Regions from separate parts of the Homo sapiens genome. Here all the other regions are linked to region 3. The links are chromatin contacts, found by Hi-C or POLR2A ChIA-PET in ENCODE. All regions are on one chromosome and are shown on one strand. Each heading gives the region's core, a stretch centred on a gene start or an enhancer-like site at or near the end of the contact. The rest is flanking DNA. Distances are from core to core; before and after follow the strand shown. Region 1 holds the start of ENPP5 (ectonucleotide pyrophosphatase/phosphodiesterase family member 5). Region 2 has its middle 20 kb from the start of RUNX2-AS1. Region 3 has its middle 180 kb from the start of CLIC5. Region 4 overlaps RUNX2 (RUNX family transcription factor 2). Region 5 overlaps RUNX2 (RUNX family transcription factor 2).

Region 1 (3,347 bases), core at 314-2,813, 340 kb before region 3:
GGACCACTCTGTTCCAAGTTTGGGCAATTTCAAAGGACAGGGCTTTGGGGAATTGGAACAACTTGTTCAACTTCATTGTGTTTGGGTCTCACTAAACATAGAAACCAGCCTCCCTCTTAATCCCCATCCCACGTGTTGAAAACCATAAACTCAAGTTACCACGAATAAAAGGCCATGGAAGAGTGCCCAGATGCCCTTCGGGATGGGATGACCCAGTTAGGAGGTAACAATGTTTGGGGTTGAGATTGTCCCTCTATTAGAAGCAGACAGAGAAAAAGCTATGACCAAAATGTTTGCATGGCTTAATTAAATATCAACAGATATCTCTATTCACTTTAAAGCTCCAGCACACCAGACAAGGGATCCGAGCTCCGGGCAGGAGCCAAAACCACCATTGCAGATATGCTCCCAGTTTTACCAGCTAATTAGATGTTAAACTTACATTGTAACAATCAACCTGATATTATTGCCTACTGCAGATAGAACTAGAATTCTAATTAGGTCAGAATTCTAGCTGGGATTGTGTAGATGGACAAATTCTTTCAGGGTAGTTTGATATCACTGCTATAATTTATGGTAAAGACAGTTGGGATCATACTGGCAAACTAAGTACCTGCCTACACTCCCTCAGGCCTAAAAATGCCATTGATTATCCCAAAAAAACTGAGAAAATAATCCACTACAGTACGGAAAAAGACAAAATAGGGGCACTAACACACAAGAAGCACTGAAGGCTTTCTGAAAGAGTAATCAGGCCTGATGTTTGTAGTTTTAATGTTTACTTTGCAAACAAAGGTAGAAACAGAGTCTGGAGCTCGGATGCCACCACCAGAGAGGGTGGCTGTTCAGCCTCTCTCCTGTGCAAATTAACCTAATTCTGAACCTGTCTTGGTTTAATTCGCACAATTTCAGGTGCCATGCTAGGTACACCACAAATATACCTCAGGGACCTCAATTGCAAAAACCTGGACTGCAAACGTTGGGGCTGCAGAGTTGACTAGGTTAATAAATTCTTTCTGAGGTAAAGCAGATAACACCCACTAATAAAAAGAATGAAACTTCATCGTCCCATTGGCATCCTCGGGTGTGCAGGTGTTCCTCAGAGCAAAGCCCATGGTGTGCCCCATCGCCAATTCGTGACAAGGCAGGGGGCGGGGGGCGGGGGAAGGAAAAAAGCCTGGGATAAGAAATCAGAGAATACAAGTCGCTTTTAAACAAAAAACAGTGACTGTTAGAGTACACCCACCATTGGGGTAACACGCAATAATCTCTCAGCATCACTGACTCCAGCACAGCTGGTCCCCTGGAAAAGGCACGTTGCCGGAAGGTTTTGTGTGTGACCAAGCAATTGGCCATCCCACGCCTTCGCCCTACCAGATGGGTCCCTGCCCCCGGGAGTCCCCTCCCCCTCCACCCTCCAAACCCAGGCAGCGCCCGCCCCTGCCCCCGCTGATTGACAGGCCGTGCAGCTACTCCTGGGAGCCTGGCTTTCGGGGGCAACCCAGGCAGAAGTGACTATCTCTGCAGCAGCCAATAGAAGCCAGGAGGCGGGGCGGGGAAGCGGCGCGGTCAGGTGCTCCGCTCCAGAGTTGAGCGCAGGTGAGCTCCTGCGCGTTCCGGGGGCGTTCCTCCAGTCACCCTCCCGCCGTTACCCGCGGCGCGCCCGAGGGAGTCTCCTCCAGACCCTCCCTCCCGTTGCTCCAAACTAATACGGACTGAACGGATCGCTGCGAGGGTGAGTCCAGGGGCGTGGGTGGCTTCCCTCCCGGGAACCCACACTGCTCCTCTGGGTCCCTAAAGCAACGTCCCCTCCTTGCCACTGCACATCTAAGAAGCCCAGGCCTCGGTGGGCGGGATGACTGGGAATTGGGAACATAACCTACGCCGCGACCATTCTGGGTGGCTAGGATGGAATCCTGGTGGAGAAGATGGACACCCCCGCCCTTGACGTCTACCCGAGCTACACAAACCTACTCCTTCTGCACTTTCCCTCTTCCGTTTAATCGGTGCCCCGTCCTTCCTGCTCTCCAAGTCTGTTTGTGGAGGAAGGGTTGGAGGGGAGAAAGAACTGGAAAGTACTCAATGAAATGTGGAGCCAGATCCAGGGATTCCACTGTTTTGTGCAGCATTTTGTGCACGAAAAAAAAAAAAATTCTGATTGTTTTCATTCCCCACCCCCCACCTCTGTTTATTGCTCTGTGTCATGGATGTGATGTTGAGTCTTCTTGCCAAACATTCCTAAGCTTTAGACAACACTTAATCTTTGCTTACTTTTGTTGGTCCCAAGAAAGCAGTTTTCTCCTGCTTACACATGTGCCGAATTAATTTGCTAAGATAGATGAAAATGAGGTGTTCCATGTAGTTTATTTCCTCTGCTTTTAGCCTTAAATTACATTTGGTTGATACTAGCCTTCCTTGTTTTAAAAAGGTGGGAGAGAAAATTAGGGGGAGAAAGGACAGAGAGAGCAACTACCATCCATAGCCAGATAGGTGAGTAAATATATTTGCAGTAACCTATTTGCTATTCCTTGCTGCAACTGTGTTTAATGTTCCTTCCAGAATCAGAGAGAGTATTGCCATCCAAGAAATCGTTTTTAAATATGACATTTGAGCTATCATCTTGAGACCAATACCTAAAACAATTTCAGTTTAAGAAATGTCTAGGTATGGTGAAAACACAGTTTAAAACCAGCAAAACAGAATTTATTGCCCTCAGCGAATACCCACAATGTACATATACCTTGTATTTCTGAAAGCAAAGCAAGCATGCCAAGTAGTTTTTATTTACCTGTACCTATAATACAGCAAGGTGAAACAGGATATATTTTTGAAGTTTAAAAATGTCTTCAGGCCGGCTGCGGTGGCTCATGCCTGTAATCCCAGCACTTTGGGGAGCCGAGAAGGGTGAATCACCTGAGGTCAGCAGTTTTGAGACCAGGCTGGCCAACATGGCGAAACCCTGTCTCTACTGAAAATACAAAAATTAGCTGGGTGTGGTGGCGGGCGCCTGTAGTCCCAGCTACTTGGGAGACTGAGGCAGGAGAATTGCTTGAACACGGAAGGCGGAAGTTGCAGTAAGCTGAGATCGTGCCACCGCACACCAGCTTGGGCAACAGAGTGAGACTCCCTCTCAAAAAAAAAAAAAAAAGAAGTCTTCAGCTTAGGAAGATATCAAAAGGCAGTTTCAAGAGATTTATTTGTACAAGTGTGGTTTGATCTAAGTTTTGGTGGGTTTATAAATACCTTCATGCAGGAATGGGTAGAAAAATGAGAGAACAAAAGATCCCTGCTGGATGTGCACGCCTGATGAAAACTGACAAAATTTACATATCTATTGTTTATCCATA
Region 2 (3,693 bases), core at 932-3,431, 280 kb after region 3:
CTGGGCTCCTCCAGGCTTCTGCACACCAACACAAAGCCTTGCCCAGATCAGGGGTTCCACTTCAGATGTGAGGGAACTGGGTAGTGCCCCTTTGTCAGATTGCAAGGAGGACCCCAGAGCCATTCATAGAAAGGTAAGGGTTGAAGTTGACAGGAATTTCTTGGCTCGGGTCTCTTTCTAGTTAGATGAAGCCAATGCTGCCAAATTAAGTGCAATAATAACATTTTCAGTGACATTGTTCACACAAAACACAACATACCTACATGGAAAACCTTGGAAGAGACTACAGATTGAGGATTGGGATGGGGGTAAGGTCAACATTCTTGTTCTGAAGGTGTTGATGTATTCCATTCATGGTTTACGTGATACGATATCTCCGGGTTCCCTAGGGAAGAAGCCCATAGCAAGCCAATTGCCAAACTTAACCTTAATGAAATGGACTAATGGCTGTTGTAACAGCCTGAACCTTAATGTTCAGTAGAAAAATAGTTTATAAAATATATAGGAAAAAAACCTCTGTCAAAGAGCAACATTTTTAAAAATGTTAAAATAGCATTTTTTAAAAATCTTCCACTTCTGGCTTCAGCTCTATTGTGATTCCAACTAATTGAACATTTTATTTATGCTTTTAAAAACAATCTTAATTATTATCAACAATAATAAAACGTACCATCTAGTTTACATCTATTATGTGCCACACACTCTGCTGGGCATTTTTAGATCTCATTAATTCATTTACTTCTCATAACCTCCATTATACAGATGATACAGAGATTGTGCCCAAAGTTTGAGCTTAGGAACATAGTCTCTGGTATCAAGCAGATCTAGACTTGAGTCTTAATAGCTGTATAACCTTGGACAAGTCTGAACCTCAGTTTTCCTATCAGTAAAATGGGGATAAACACAGTACTAACTTCTTCATAAGTTGCTGGGAAGATTAAGATAAGGCACGTGAAACATTAAGAAAAGTGCCAGGTACATATGTGATCATGCTACTGGTACCAAATCTGAATTTTCCTCAAAAAGACATTAAAACAATGGGCTTCAGTGCCATCCTAAGTAGGGAAGGAGGAAAATCATCTTTGGCTCCCATTCCTTTCCCCCCAGGATGTTCATACTAGTGAGATCAAGGCCAAGTGAACTTCAAGGACAGCTAGGGAGGAAAAAATAGAAAGGATAATGTGCACTTTCTGCATTTCAGGGGAGGATGTGGCAATTGGAGAGAGAAAGTATGAGGGTTTAGGAGGATGATATGAACAGGAAAGGTAATGAAAGGGGTCTTTGGGGAACTTATTTTTGGGGCGAGCTTCTCAACCTCCTCCTAACATCCCCTTCTTCTCTCGCTCACTTTCCTGCAGGCCTTGGAAGCAAAGCCCCCAGGAATGACTGGAAGACAACACTCTGCAGACCCCTTCCACAGGGTACCCCTGCTCTCCAGGAAGGGCCTTCAGGGCAGCATTTGGAGGTGGCATGAGCTAGCAGCGGCGTGCAGCCTGGTCACTGTCTGATCTGGTCAGCCCAGCCGCACAGAACACCACACAGGCTCTGGCAGCTCCCTGGGAAAGAAGAAAGCAGCATCTTGCATGTGTGGCTTATTCTGAAAGGAATAGTATCTGAGGGATTTGATGGACTCTGACAGGGGGAAGAAGGTAGTGAAAAAGATGGAACAAAGATGCCATTTAAAAATACTGGCTCGTGTTCAGGATTTCGCTATTTTTTACTGCAAGGAACAAGTAAAAAAAAAAATCCTCCTATTGATGAGTATTTTTCTACAGTCATTAAAAGTCAAAGGACTCAGGGCTTCCGACTTTCCCTCTTGGGAAACCTGTAAGCTCGTCTTCTGGACAGCTTAGAAAAGGGCTGGATGGCGAAGGCGAGAGGCTTAAAGGCCCCCAGCAAGCAGCTCCGCCGAGGAACGGGTGCAGGGGACACACTGTGTTTTCAGTTCAGATTCTGTGATCTTTCTGCCAAACAGGGGTTTACAAAGCAAAAACCTCCAGAGAATTCTCATACTTTCTGGCTTATTCTCCTGGTGTTCGTCTTAACAGGAATCAGCTGTTTGCCTTCTCACTTATACAGCATGTTGCTGAGGCGAATTTAGCATCTGGCCTGGCTATTATTAAAAACAAGAACATCCTGCTCTGTTGGGAGAACAGCACCACTGGCAATAAAAGGACAGAGATCATTTGCATTCAGGATTCCAGAGATGTGTTTCAGTTCAATATCTGCGCTCCCTCCTTCCACCCCTGCTTTCATTTTAAGATTTCCTGATGCATCCATCACTTGCAGCGTGGTCAACTTTTTTTCTGAAACAGGCACACACAGGCAGAGCATATTTTTTCCTTTCACTGGGAGGCAGGAATGACTGGAGTTGTTCAAACACCGGTCCGTTCCTGCAATTCCTATGATAAAGTTGAACTACCAGAGGAATTTTTTTTTTTTTTTTTACAACTGCGGAAATGAAAAAGTAAACAAGACTGGGACTGCATTGGTATTTAGGCTCCAGCTTTTTGTTGTTGTTTTTGTCTTTCCCTTTTTTTAAGCCATTGGGCTAGGAGCCTGAAGGGACCATATAATATGAAAAACGCTGAGAGGTTTTATTAGCCAATAAAAAAAAAAACTGAGTTCCTATTAACCACTTAACTCCTTGCTGAAGTTCAAACTTGCTTTCTCCTTGGATCCTTCTCTCCCTCTCATGCCCACGAGGAATGACGGTTGGTTCACCAATCTTTCCCTGCACAACCTGAGCTCACAGTTTGTGCTCCAGAAGGTGTGGTTGAGAATCGTATTCAATAATAATCTCTGTATTTCTCATCTGTGAAGCCATAAATAAGATTTCTGTAAGGAGCCAAATGTTCTACGCCCCCAAATCTACACACACAAAGACTCTTTAAGCACTCTACTAAAAAAGAGTAAAGTCATTGTGATTTCTAGGATTTTAAATACTAAATGATGGTTAGGGAGAACAAAATCAGGCTGAAGCATTTCTGGGATAAATAATGATCCCACAAAACGCTCCTCTCATTTGGGGGCAGAAGAATGAAGGGAAACTCACAGAGAAACAGAAAATGAAATTGGTCCAACTATTTCACTGCTGGAGATAGATGGAGTTAGGATACATAGGTGACTTGGTTTAGGAAAGAGAGGATGTCGAAGGTGATTTAAATCCTAACACTGTTTTATTAATCGTGCCACAATTCTACATGTCATGTGATTTTGTTATCTGCTTTTTGCTGCTTTTAAATAAATTTGTACTTTTCTATCAATCCATCATCCAATTGTGTTTCGGGTGTTCTTGGCATTCCCATCTCTCAAAAACACCCTTAGTTTCTGCCATTATATACTGTATCTCTAATTCCACGAAGCTCACTCTATCCTATTTCCATTTTCCACATTCGGGTTAACTCTAGTACTTTTGGTCCTCCCAGAGAAATTTCCTAAGGCCACATGAGCCTGTGCGCTTTTGTGTTCTGGTCCCATTTAATGTTACTGCTCCAAGAGCTACTCCCTGAAGGGCTTATGTGGAAGAATTTTGCCTTTTTGTTAAAAGTATTTTGCTCTATGTCCTTGATTTCTTTATAAGAATAGCAGGTGGGGGAAATTCTTCCCTTTTTATTGGCTACAGAGTGGGACAGAATGACCTGGAAAGAATAGATAGCAATCAAGAAGTGAGCTATGTTTGCAGTGCTAAAA
Region 3 (3,660 bases), core at 608-3,107:
GGAGGCCGAGGTGGGCGGATCACCTGAGGTTGGGAATTCAAGACCAACCTGACCAACATGGAGAAACCCCGTCTCTACTAAAAATACAAAATTAGCTGGGTGTGGTGGCACATGCCTGCAATACCAGCTACTTAGGAGGCTGAGGCAGGAGAATCACTTGAACCCAGGAGACGGAGGTTGCGATGAGCCGAGATCATGCCATTGCACTCCAGCCTGGGCAACAAGAGTGAAACTCCATCTCAAAAGAGAGAGAAAAGAAAGAAAGAAATAGTAGCCCAGCCCTGTTGTGTGATTAGAAACCAAGTCTCCTGATCATTGGCTTCAAATTCCGCCTGCACAACCCAAAACCTTCTGCTTTTGGATGCAGACTGACTAGGGTTGGAATGCTCAAGTGACTGCTGTGAACCTTGAGCAGCTCACTGTTCATCTTTGAAAATAGGGAGAATACAACTACTACCCCTCCCTGGGTTACGCTAATCACATAGCACAGGGCCTGGTACAAAACAGGCCCTCAAAAATGTCAGTTTCAGCCAGGCGTAGTGGCTCATGCCTATAATTCCAGCATGTTGAGAAGCCAAGGTGGCTTGAGCCCAGGAATTCGAGACCAGCCTAGACAACCTGGAGAAATCCCATCTCTACTAAAAGTAGAAAAATTAGCTGGGCATAGTGGCACAGGCCTGTAGTCCCAGCTACTTGGGAGGCTGAAGTGGGTGGATGGTTTGAGTCTGGGTGATCAAGGCTGCAGTAATCAGAGATCTTGCTACTGCACTCCAGACTGGGAAACAGAGCGAGACCCTGTCTCAAAAAAACAAAACAAAAAACAAACAAACAAAAACTGTCAGTTTCCTCTCTTTATGTTTAGTTTTAAACCCATCCAAAATTTGGAACATTAATATCATTTGTTGATCAGGTTGTCTTTCTTCTCATTTCATGTGATGTATCACGAATTCCGACTAAATTTAAAGCAATTCATTCTCGGCCATATCAAAGGATTTGTCACAACTTAGCGAGGTAGAAAATGTCAAGTTTAAAACATGTGGCAGGAAGATGTGACTTCATGGACACACACAATCAATGGTCCAAGTAGGTGAGTGTTTGTGGTTGTGGGGTGAGGGGTACTGGGAAGGGTTTTACTTTCAGTTCCCTGAATACCTGTTTCCCACTCACCACACTGAGAGGTCACCCTTAGAGTCACTCCTTTGCACCTGGAAGAATTGTGGATCTCCCTGGTTCCCTGTGAAAAAGTCTAAGTGTCCCCAGGCATAGAAAAAGCAGCTGTACAGCTTAGAGAACAGTATACTGGGACTAGACCACTGGAGAACGGCCTGGGAACAGATAGGGGAGGAGAAAGAGGGAGGAAAACAGAGAAGCACTGAAGGAGAAGGCACCAGGGACAAGGGACAATTCCCCCAGATCCACGGCTTTCTTCTGCTTGTTATAACCCATGAGAAGCAGAACATCCTCCCAAAGACACTGCATCATTGGCACACAGTATATGCTAGGTTGGCACTCTACTAATGCTTCACGGCATTTGCACATTTAATTATCACAACAATCCCATCAGGTTGTCACTATTATTCTTCCCATTTTACAGCTTAAGAAACTGAGACACAGAGAGGCTAAGTGTCATATCCAAGTCACAGGGCTGTGTGATAGAGCCTGGAAATGAGCCCAAGAAGCTTGACTCCAATGTCAAACTCTGCACCACCACATTAGAAACACACTCCCCACGCAGAAACACACACACACACACACACACACACACACACACACACACTGTGGGAGGACTCTCAGGGAACTCCTGCTTTCACAGACTGCTAGGTGCCAAGTTCTGCTTTTTAGAGCCAGTGAGATAAGGAGAACTTGCTCTATTTCATGTAAGAAAGCTTATCTGTTACTAACATAGTAGATTTATCCTCTGTCAATCCAGAAGAAAGAACTAGACCTGAAGGGTGGAGCTTGTAGGAAGAAGACAGTAGTTCAACATAAGCAGTATAAAAAGAAGGGCTGCTGTGATAGGTAATGAGCTACCAGTCAGTGGACGTGTTTTTGGTTTGGCAGCTGCAGTCTAGGAATGAGCAGATGGTCTACATCCTGGGGACGAGATTGGAAGAGATGAGAACCAAAGCCCCTCCCAGCCCAGGCAGTCAATCTGAACACACTTCTCCAGACCTGCTGTTGCAAAGCAGTGTGCCGAATCAACAGGAGATGCATGTTAAATAAAACCCGACCCAGCCTCTCAAAAGTTTACAGTGAGATTCTCAGGTTTTCCAATATCATCTTCATAGAGTTCCTGGAGGAATTTAAGAAAGTACAGTGAAGATTCATTCCTTTCATCTCCTAAGGGTAAGTCCGTTCTGACCTGCCCAATAACCCTTTCTCTTCTCTGTCTGCTTCCGGAGAGCACTGTGAGAAGTCAGTCTTCTTTAAAAAAAAAAAAAAAAAAAAGTAAGAAAGAAAAAAAGAAAGACACATATATGATATGTTCTACATCTTTGCCTCTGAAGAGGAAATGCTCTGTGTTACTGTAAATAATAATTTGCAGGTCAGTGAAGGTTGTTAAATGCCCCTGATACCTTTTCTCACTTCCCTCCAGACTCTCGTAATTACTATTGCTCTGAACCCAGCGGGCAAGATGCACATTTCTCTGTCCAGGAAATGACAGCAGCAGTGTGGTACCCTCTTCTCACTTCGGGGAAAGACTGTGTATCTGCATATTGAGCCTGTCCAGAGTCCGTGTCAGAGCCGGGTATGTGCCTGCCTGGAAATAGCTGCATGGAAATGCAGGAAGTGGTTGCCCAAAAGACCTGAGGCTGCAGGTCATAGCCCCTGGGTTCTAAAGCTGGCTCTACCACAAGCTGCGTGACCTCAGACAAGTCACAAAATCTTCTGGGACTCTGTTTCTTCATCCGTAAAGCCAAGAACACAGCACTTACCATGACTCATAAATACTAATATATAATGAGAACTCATTCTTTTATTCAATATCTCATTCAAACACATATGAATCATCACTAAGGACCAGGCACTGTTTTAGTCCCCGGGGGTGCAGTAGTAAACAAAACAGCGAAAGTCTCCCTCTCCCTGGAGTTCCACTGGGAGAAGCAGATAAATAAATGAATAAACAAAACATATGGGATTTCTAAGGGCTTTGGCAAAAAGCAAAGCCTAGAAGGGTTAGGAGGAGTGCTGAGGAAAAAAAAGGGGTGTCTCTAAGAGGGTGCCATTGAGATATAGGCTCAAAGGAGGTAAGAAGGTGAGCTGAGAGATCACTGGGGAAAGAGTAATCCAGGTAGTGGAGTAGCCAGTGCAAAGGCCCTGAGGCCAGAGTGGCTGAAGCAGAGCAACTGGGAGGGATGCAGACTGGATTCAGAAGGACGTGGAATTGAATAGGGTAGGCCTTGCAAGGCTTTGGGCTTCTCTGAGACAGGAGCCACTGGAGAGTGTTGAGCAGAGGAGTGACATAACCTGCCTGGGGTTTTAAAAGAATCTCTCCAGCTTCTGTGTTTAAAAAAAGAGAATCAAATAACATATTTCCCAAAGTGTTTTGAAAAACACAAAAGTACAACATGAAAATGAAGCACAGTAAAAACTCAGTCCTCCAAGCTCCTCAGAAAAAAGTTGTTCTGGAGACCAGGTGTGGTAGATTAAATACAGCCA
Region 4 (3,387 bases), core at 243-2,742, 350 kb after region 3:
GCCCCATGACATCACAAACACTTCTGATCACAAGCATACCTTTCTTTGCAATAGAAACGTACCTTTCTTTGCAATAGGAAGTTCTCATCCTTCAGCCTAATTAGATGCCTTCATTTTAGTTCAAAATGATACATACCGAAGAACCTATGAAGCTCACTGGAAAAGAAGTAATGCAATCTGGAAGAATGGGATAATCCCTGAAAGAATATTATCATTTAATTCTTTCTCTTCTGGGTCCTATCTCTTTCATGGACCTTTCATTGAGAATGTTCTCAGGAATGGCATTCTTTCTGCTCAGAGGATGGGCTCTTCTCAAGATTTAACTTGCCTAATGTCTCAACAAATCCTACTAACAACCCTTGCAATTCAACACAGAAAGTCTGTCCTATTGCGTGCACCTTAATCTCAGCTACTCTGGAGGCTGAGGCAGGAGAACAGCTTGAACCCAGGAGGTGGAGGTTGCAGTGAGCCGAGATGGTGCCACTGCACTCCAGCCTGGGCGACAGAGAGACTCCATCTTAAAATAAAAAGAAAAGAAAAGAAAAGAAAAAAAAAGTCTGTCCTATGGAATTGATGACTGCCCAAAATGCAGTATGAAAGAGAACATGTGACTGAAAGGAGACATGGGTTCTGCTACTAATAGCAAGTGTGAACTTCTCAGGTACAGAATTTTCTCATCTGTAAAATAACAGGTGACCTAATTTGCAATCCTAAGAATCAATAAAGCTATGGATTCCTCACCTGTCACTATGAGTTCCACAAATACACACACACACACACACACACACATTTACACACAATTAGTGAACTTAATGGAATAGTTAAAAGACCAAGGCAGTGTCTGATTAAAAAGGAGAATCTCATTTCTAATTCTGGGCCTGACTATACAAGGAGCAGGAAAACTTGGGAGTCTATTCCTAGCTCTGCTACTAAGTTAGTTGTGAGGCTGTAGGCAAATATCTATCATCTCTATGATTCAATTTCCTCCTATGACTCAACTTCCTCATCTGTCAGAAAAAAACAAAGTATCTACAACACAGGGATGTCGTCAGGACAAAATGTAATAAGAGGTGAAAATGTCCTACACAGGTAAAACCACTATGCAAATGTAATCTTCACTTATCAATTAAAATATCCTAAGCATTATTATGTTTCATGAACTATGCTAAACTAGGGTGCTCACGGTATACTGGAGGCATCATAAAAACAAATAATTACAGCAGTGTGATAAATAATATAATTAAAGTATGAAAAGGAAACCAAAGAGGAGCCAAAGATTAAATACTTGACTTTCAAGAGCAGTCAGGAAGGGCTCCCAGAGGAGACAGCGTTTGAGTAGACTTAAAGAATGAGTAGAATTTAGTCAAGCAAATGCAGAAGAAGATAACATTCCAACCAGAAGGAACAGCAGGTGCAAAGACACCGAGATGAGAAAGTATAGAGTGAAGCAATTTGGCATCGCTGGAGCTCAGCCACAGGTGTGTGGGTGGAAGGCAGTTGGGCAGAGCAGATGCTGAAGGGCCTTGTCAGTGTGCCACCAAGTCTGAACTTCATCCTGCAAATAACAGGGAGACACTGAAGTATTTTAAGCAAGGGTGTGCCATGCATTGGTTTACAGTTTAGGAAGATTGCTTTACTTACAGGGGAAGATAGATTTAGAAGGGAGTGCAGTTAGAGACATAAAACCAGTTAGGAAATTGTTTTTACGTTATAAGTCAGAAGATAAACACTGAGAGAGTATACTAAGCTAAATCAGCACTAAAAGATTTGAGGGAGTGAATGTGAGACATAGAATAGAGGTACAGACAACAGTACAGTGGAATAATTAGATGTCAGAAGTAAGGCAGAGAAGGTGAGTCTCAGGTTTCTGGTTTGGTCACCTGGGTGAACTGTAGGGCACTCAAAACTGGTAAAACTGGAGGAGGTTCATGTTTGGGCAGAGAAGTTTGGTTGAAGTAGAGGTGGGGAATCCCTAACGCTGTGTTGGCCATGAGTTTGAAGTACCCATGGGACATATTCAGGTGCAGACACCCAGGAAGCAACCTAGAAATACCAGTCTGAAGTTCAGAAGAGACTGAAGATGCATTTTCAGTGGTCATGGGAACACGAAGTTAATAGTGTCAATGAGGACACTCAGGGAATGGGTACAGAACGAGTGGAGAAAAGTGTCTAAAAGGGAACCCTGAGAAGCAAACACTCCTAGGGTGGCTAGGCAAGGAAGAGGAACACAAAAAGTGATCTAGGAAAGAGAAAGATGAGGAGCCAGTGGCGGAGACAACCCATGCAGTGGCCACTGAAACGGTTCTGAATCTGCTCTTCTGCTGCTTCAGGGACCCAGGGGAGCTTAGCAAGAGAACCTTTGTCTGTGTCCAGGCAAGGGACACAAAGTTAGGTCACAATGGTAAAAAGGATAACTCTCCTTCATTCATTCCATACCCATTCCTCATGCAGCCTCATCAATCCCAATGGCTTCAAGTTCCTATGACTATGGAAAATGCATTTCCAGTTTCTACCAAGCTTCAGATTCATATTTCTAAATGCTTCCTGTACATCCTTGCATAAGAATACCTCTAATGATATTCATTATTTAAAGGGAAAGATAGATTTAGAAGGGAAAAATGTCTAAATACTATTAGAGGTATTCTTATACAAAGATGTATTATTTTCTAATATTTCAAAATGGAGCCCTAGACTGGTCTATAATTTTATATACCAGGTCGCAGTATAAACTTTTATTTCTTAACACTAATTTGAAAAGAAATGCATGCACAGTGTCTTCTGAGTTCAATCTTAGTCATGTTATTTTAAACAAATGGGAGAATTTTTTACCCAGTCTAAAAGCCCTCCCAACTGCATGACAATCAGCCCTTTCTGGGCCAAGTCACAAGTCAGACAATGGCTCTGTATGTGTCACTTGCACAGGCCAGAGAGTAGGCAAAATTTGTTCTCGTCCAAATATTATATAGGGAAAGCCAACATCAGAGTCAGCATCAAAGATGAGGGAAATCAAAAGAAAACATGAAGCAACAACAAAAATCTCCAAAATTAACCATCCTCCCCAGCCTATCTTCTGAGCAAGGTCCTTCCTCCCCAAAGGCTCCTTGAATCTCATGGGGCAGTATAGCTGACCACTTATCCTACCATTTGCCACTCCAGTAAGCTTAGGAGAAATATGGAAACAAAATAAAACAGACTCACTCCCTCTTTTCCATCCCATTTCTGCATTCTCATTTCTGTTGTCTATCAGAAAGTAACAAACCCTGAGCAACGTATAGTGGAATGGAAGAACAGAATCCATCTGTTATGGATGGAGAAATGGCAGGGATCCAATGCAACTAGTACAAATGATATCATTTATAGAGCTGCAAACTTAACTAATAAACACAT
Region 5 (3,267 bases), core at 1-2,500, 390 kb after region 3:
GACTAACTCTCCCTCACTAAAAAAAATATATGCAGATAGCAAAGTCCACAAAGACACTATGGACATGAAAGTGACACTAACTCATTTGGAATAAATTCCTCATAGGGTCTCTGGAAACTCTATTACTTTCTTCAATAAAAAGGGGAGTACTTACTTCTGGGTTCCCGAGGTCCATCTACTGTAACTTTAATTGCTCTGTGATAGGTAGCTACTTGGGGAGGATTTGTGAAGACGGTTATGGTCAAGGTGAAACTCTTGCCTGCAGATATAAAAGGGGAAAATATACAGTGAATATTAAAAAACAGTGTTGATGATTACACAGCAGCATAGATTTCCAAATTGCATTTAAGCATCTCTAAGGAGGCAATGAAACAAAGACAAGAGGCAGGACTCCTTCTTCTAAATTGGAAACCCTCCGATGACCACTTTAGGACATTTCCAAATTTGCTTAGAGTCAAGATCATCGTCCTCATTGTAGTGCTACACAGGAAGACTCCAATTCCAAAAAAGCTCCTCAGTAGCAACAGTTGTAATGAAAACAAAACCCTGGTCCACTTGAGGAAGGTTCTTTTTCTTTCAGTTTTCTCCAACATCAGGAACACATCCAAGCACAGACAATTTTAGAAGTCTTTATTTAGGGTTGGGTCATGACCTCACGAGAGAACAATAGTAAATCATTGTTGATTATGTTATTTACTTCACATAGCTTTAGCATTTCATTTGCTTAGCTGCACTACAATAAGAAGATAAAAGAGGAAAGTTCTTATGGGAATCATTTTAACAGGAGCCAGTGTCTCCTGTCCTGGCCGTAATGTGCCTGTGGTATGATGATTTCATCATTACTGGAACAAAGTTTTTCTCCTCCCTGTCCACCCCTCCCCTAACATACATCCTTGCTGTTAAATCTTGAAATAACCCCCTGACAGCGACTTACTTTTTGCTAAATGAACATGACATCTCTCAGTATAAACTCAAATTTTGCTTTTAGCAGAAGGTGTGCTTCATTGAAATATTACATCTGATGCTTCAAATTAATGAGCTAAAAGCGACGAATAAGAAGGGGAAAAGAGACAGGGAAAAGTTTGGTAGCATATTTGGATGTCTGTTTTCTCCAGAAGAAGATACCATTCTCTGTTGCACAGACTTACTAACAGTTGTAATCAGTTAGATTTGCAACGGTTAATCATGTCAGATAGTCAAAACTGCAAACTGTTACAAGACAGGAAGAGGTGGGCGTGAAACAGTGACTCAATAAAACATTCAGCAATCTCAGGCCAGAGTACTCATTCAGTCTGCTCCTGTAACAGACCTTTAAAAAGCTCATTTTGTTTTGCTTTGTTTTTTGGTCAGAGATTCTTTTTCCCTTACTGAAAACTGAGAGTATTAAACCAAAACACAAATCTTTGACAATATGTACCAATGCAAAGTTTAATGCAGTCTTTTCAAAGCTTAATATGGAACAGGTTATATACAAGGCTTAATGGAGAACAGGTCTTTGGCTGTCAAGTCTAGTGAATGGGTTTTCTTTTCAACCTAGACCATGTAAGTTCCTAAAATCTGTTTAAGACGCACATCATTTGTTACTGAGTATAAATAGTTTTAAGTCTCCTTGGCTATACTTTTCTATAGCCAAGGGGAAAAAAACAGGAAAGAAAAGACAGGAATGGGGTGGGTGCAGTTTGAATAGGGAAAGGTGAATAACAATTAGAAACGTATTAAGTGCCACTTCATACACATTATCTCAATTAATCCTCCCCGCTTAGATCTCTCACCCCCATTGCACAAATAAGGAGGCTGAAGCCTCAAGAGACTTAGTAATTTACCCAAGTTCATACAACTAATAAATGAAAAAATGAAGATCTGAACCTCATTTTTCAGACCCTAAAATTAATGCTCTTTTTTTTTTAAATATTCTGTCACTTGGCCACTTCCTTAAGTGGCTTGATCACTTGCCATTTAAAAAAATTAATAAGTAATTTATTTCTAGATGCGTCCCAATCAGCTCTATGTGCCCAAGAAACAGTAAACATAAATGGACTAATGCAATATCTCAGGATGATGAAAGCATCTATTTTTAAAGTGTCATTGATATATTTTATCCACTATATTGGCTATTACACGGATTTAAATAATTTATAATTGGTTAGCAAAGAGAGGCTTTATTATAAGCGTTAAGACTAACCAGAAGAATAAACCAGCCAGGAGTCTAAACTAGTTACAGAAAACTAAAAGCCTACAGAATTAGAAACCAGAAACTTGAATAGGAAGCCACTGGGTCCAAGTTAGAACCTCAAAACAATGGAAAGATCGCAAAAAGTAAAAGAGCTGAATCTCTAGATTGAAAGTTAATTTACACTAAAACATTTTAAAGTGCCATTTTGGGGTCAGATTAGTGGTCTATGGGCCCAGGATTGCCTTTCTAACAGTGGCTCCCATGGCTGTGTTTCAGAGTCAGTTTTCATCTATGGCACTCATCTTAATAAATCAAGGATATATACAGATCTCAGTTATCCTTAATGTCTCTAAATAACCTGGTAGAAAGATTGTCGGCTGGGCGCGGTGGCTCACGCCTGTAATCCCAACACTTTGGGAGGTGGAGGAGGGCAGATCGCCTGAGGTCAGGAGTTCAAGACTAGCCTGGCCAACCTGGTGAAACCCTGTCTCTACTAAAAATATAAAAATTAGCTGGGCGTGGTGACGCACGCCTGTAATCCCAGCTACTCAAGAGGCTGAGGCACAAGAATCACTTGAACTCAGGAGGCGGAGGTTATAGTGAGCCGAGATGGTGCCACCGCACTCCAGCCTGGGTGGCAGAGTGAGACTCCATCTCAAAAAAGAAAAAAAGATAAAATAGATTGTCCATAAATTTATTTAAACCAGTTTTGGTAACAGTTCTACTTGAGACCTTTACAACTTACTTAGGATATTAAAAGTCATCTATGCTTCCCCTAAATTCAGGGTGACGCCTCATGTAGGAACAAAAGCCAAAAATAAAATTCACCCTTCAAGTATAAAGCATTTAAATTTTCAGAGTAGAATGAGTTCTCTATAAAAAACTGCTTTTAAAAAGAGATGGGTTTGGGGGAGGAAACAAGTAGTTAAGTATAACTATGATCTGCCAAAATCAGACCCTAAGGATCAAGATGTAATTAACAACTACAGCAAAAGTGAATGAGGCTCCTTCTGCTTCTTATTGCCCCTTCAGAAGAAATATGTATGCAATGTTGAAGAAATTTTCAGAAATTACCAACCAATTTAGTAATTGGT

What was found. Hi-C counts contacts between places; a loop is a spot of excess contacts on that map. ChIA-PET counts read pairs that join two places held with the same protein, here RNA polymerase II (POLR2A). Pooled maps may share reads with other maps.
Region 1: a pooled map shows a loop between it and region 3 (19-fold over the local background). The contact joins the promoter of ENPP5 here to the enhancer-like site in region 3. A Hi-C loop is called at or near these places in 4 of 37 single-sample maps with no recorded cell type and 4 of 50 pooled maps.
Region 2: a map with no recorded cell type shows a loop between it and region 3 (4-fold over the local background). The contact joins two enhancer-like sites. A Hi-C loop is called at or near these places in 7 of 37 single-sample maps with no recorded cell type and 8 of 50 pooled maps. POLR2A ChIA-PET finds 5 or more read pairs at or near these places in 2 of 52 experiments (AG04449 and activated B cell).
Region 4: a loop to region 3 is called in a map with no recorded cell type, with 8 times the contacts of the local background. The contact joins two enhancer-like sites. A Hi-C loop is called at or near these places in 5 of 37 single-sample maps with no recorded cell type and 10 of 50 pooled maps.
Region 5: a pooled map shows a loop between it and region 3 (4-fold over the local background). The contact joins two enhancer-like sites. A Hi-C loop is called at or near these places in 2 of 168 maps with a recorded cell type or tissue (breast epithelium and mammary epithelial cell), 10 of 37 single-sample maps with no recorded cell type and 17 of 50 pooled maps. POLR2A ChIA-PET finds 5 or more read pairs at or near these places in 4 of 52 experiments (IMR-90, activated B cell, activated CD4-positive, alpha-beta memory T cell and 1 more).

Annotation. Positions count from the first base shown.
Region 1 is chr6:46,169,196-46,172,542 of GRCh38, reverse strand. ENPP5 (ectonucleotide pyrophosphatase/phosphodiesterase family member 5) reads left to right here and starts at 1,563. Exons shown (of 5, transcript NM_001290072.2): 1 at 1,563-1,735; 2 at 2,429-2,490. RefSeq lists a silencer at 1,332-1,391.
Region 2 is chr6:45,554,824-45,558,516 of GRCh38, reverse strand. No RefSeq gene overlaps it. Among named protein-coding and RNA genes, the nearest start is that of RUNX2-AS1, 20 kb to the left of the region's middle. Within about 2 kb of position 2,181, at least 6 of the 41 ENCODE cell types and tissues checked have a DNase peak (open chromatin) inside an H3K27ac peak, as active enhancers do.
Region 3 is chr6:45,829,733-45,833,392 of GRCh38, reverse strand. No RefSeq gene overlaps it. Among named protein-coding and RNA genes, the nearest start is that of CLIC5, 180 kb to the left of the region's middle. Within about 2 kb of position 1,857, at least 2 of the 41 ENCODE cell types and tissues checked have a DNase peak (open chromatin) inside an H3K27ac peak, as active enhancers do.
Region 4 is chr6:45,476,041-45,479,427 of GRCh38, reverse strand. All of the region lies in intron 5 of RUNX2 (RUNX family transcription factor 2), which reads right to left. Among named protein-coding and RNA genes, the nearest start is that of RUNX2-AS1, 99 kb to the left of the region's middle. Within about 2 kb of position 1,492, at least 5 of the 41 ENCODE cell types and tissues checked have a DNase peak (open chromatin) inside an H3K27ac peak, as active enhancers do.
Region 5 is chr6:45,434,939-45,438,205 of GRCh38, reverse strand. It overlaps RUNX2 (RUNX family transcription factor 2), which reads right to left. Exons shown (of 9, transcript NM_001024630.4): 5 at 155-259. Among named protein-coding and RNA genes, the nearest start is that of SUPT3H, 59 kb to the right of the region's middle. Within about 2 kb of position 1,250, at least 5 of the 41 ENCODE cell types and tissues checked have a DNase peak (open chromatin) inside an H3K27ac peak, as active enhancers do.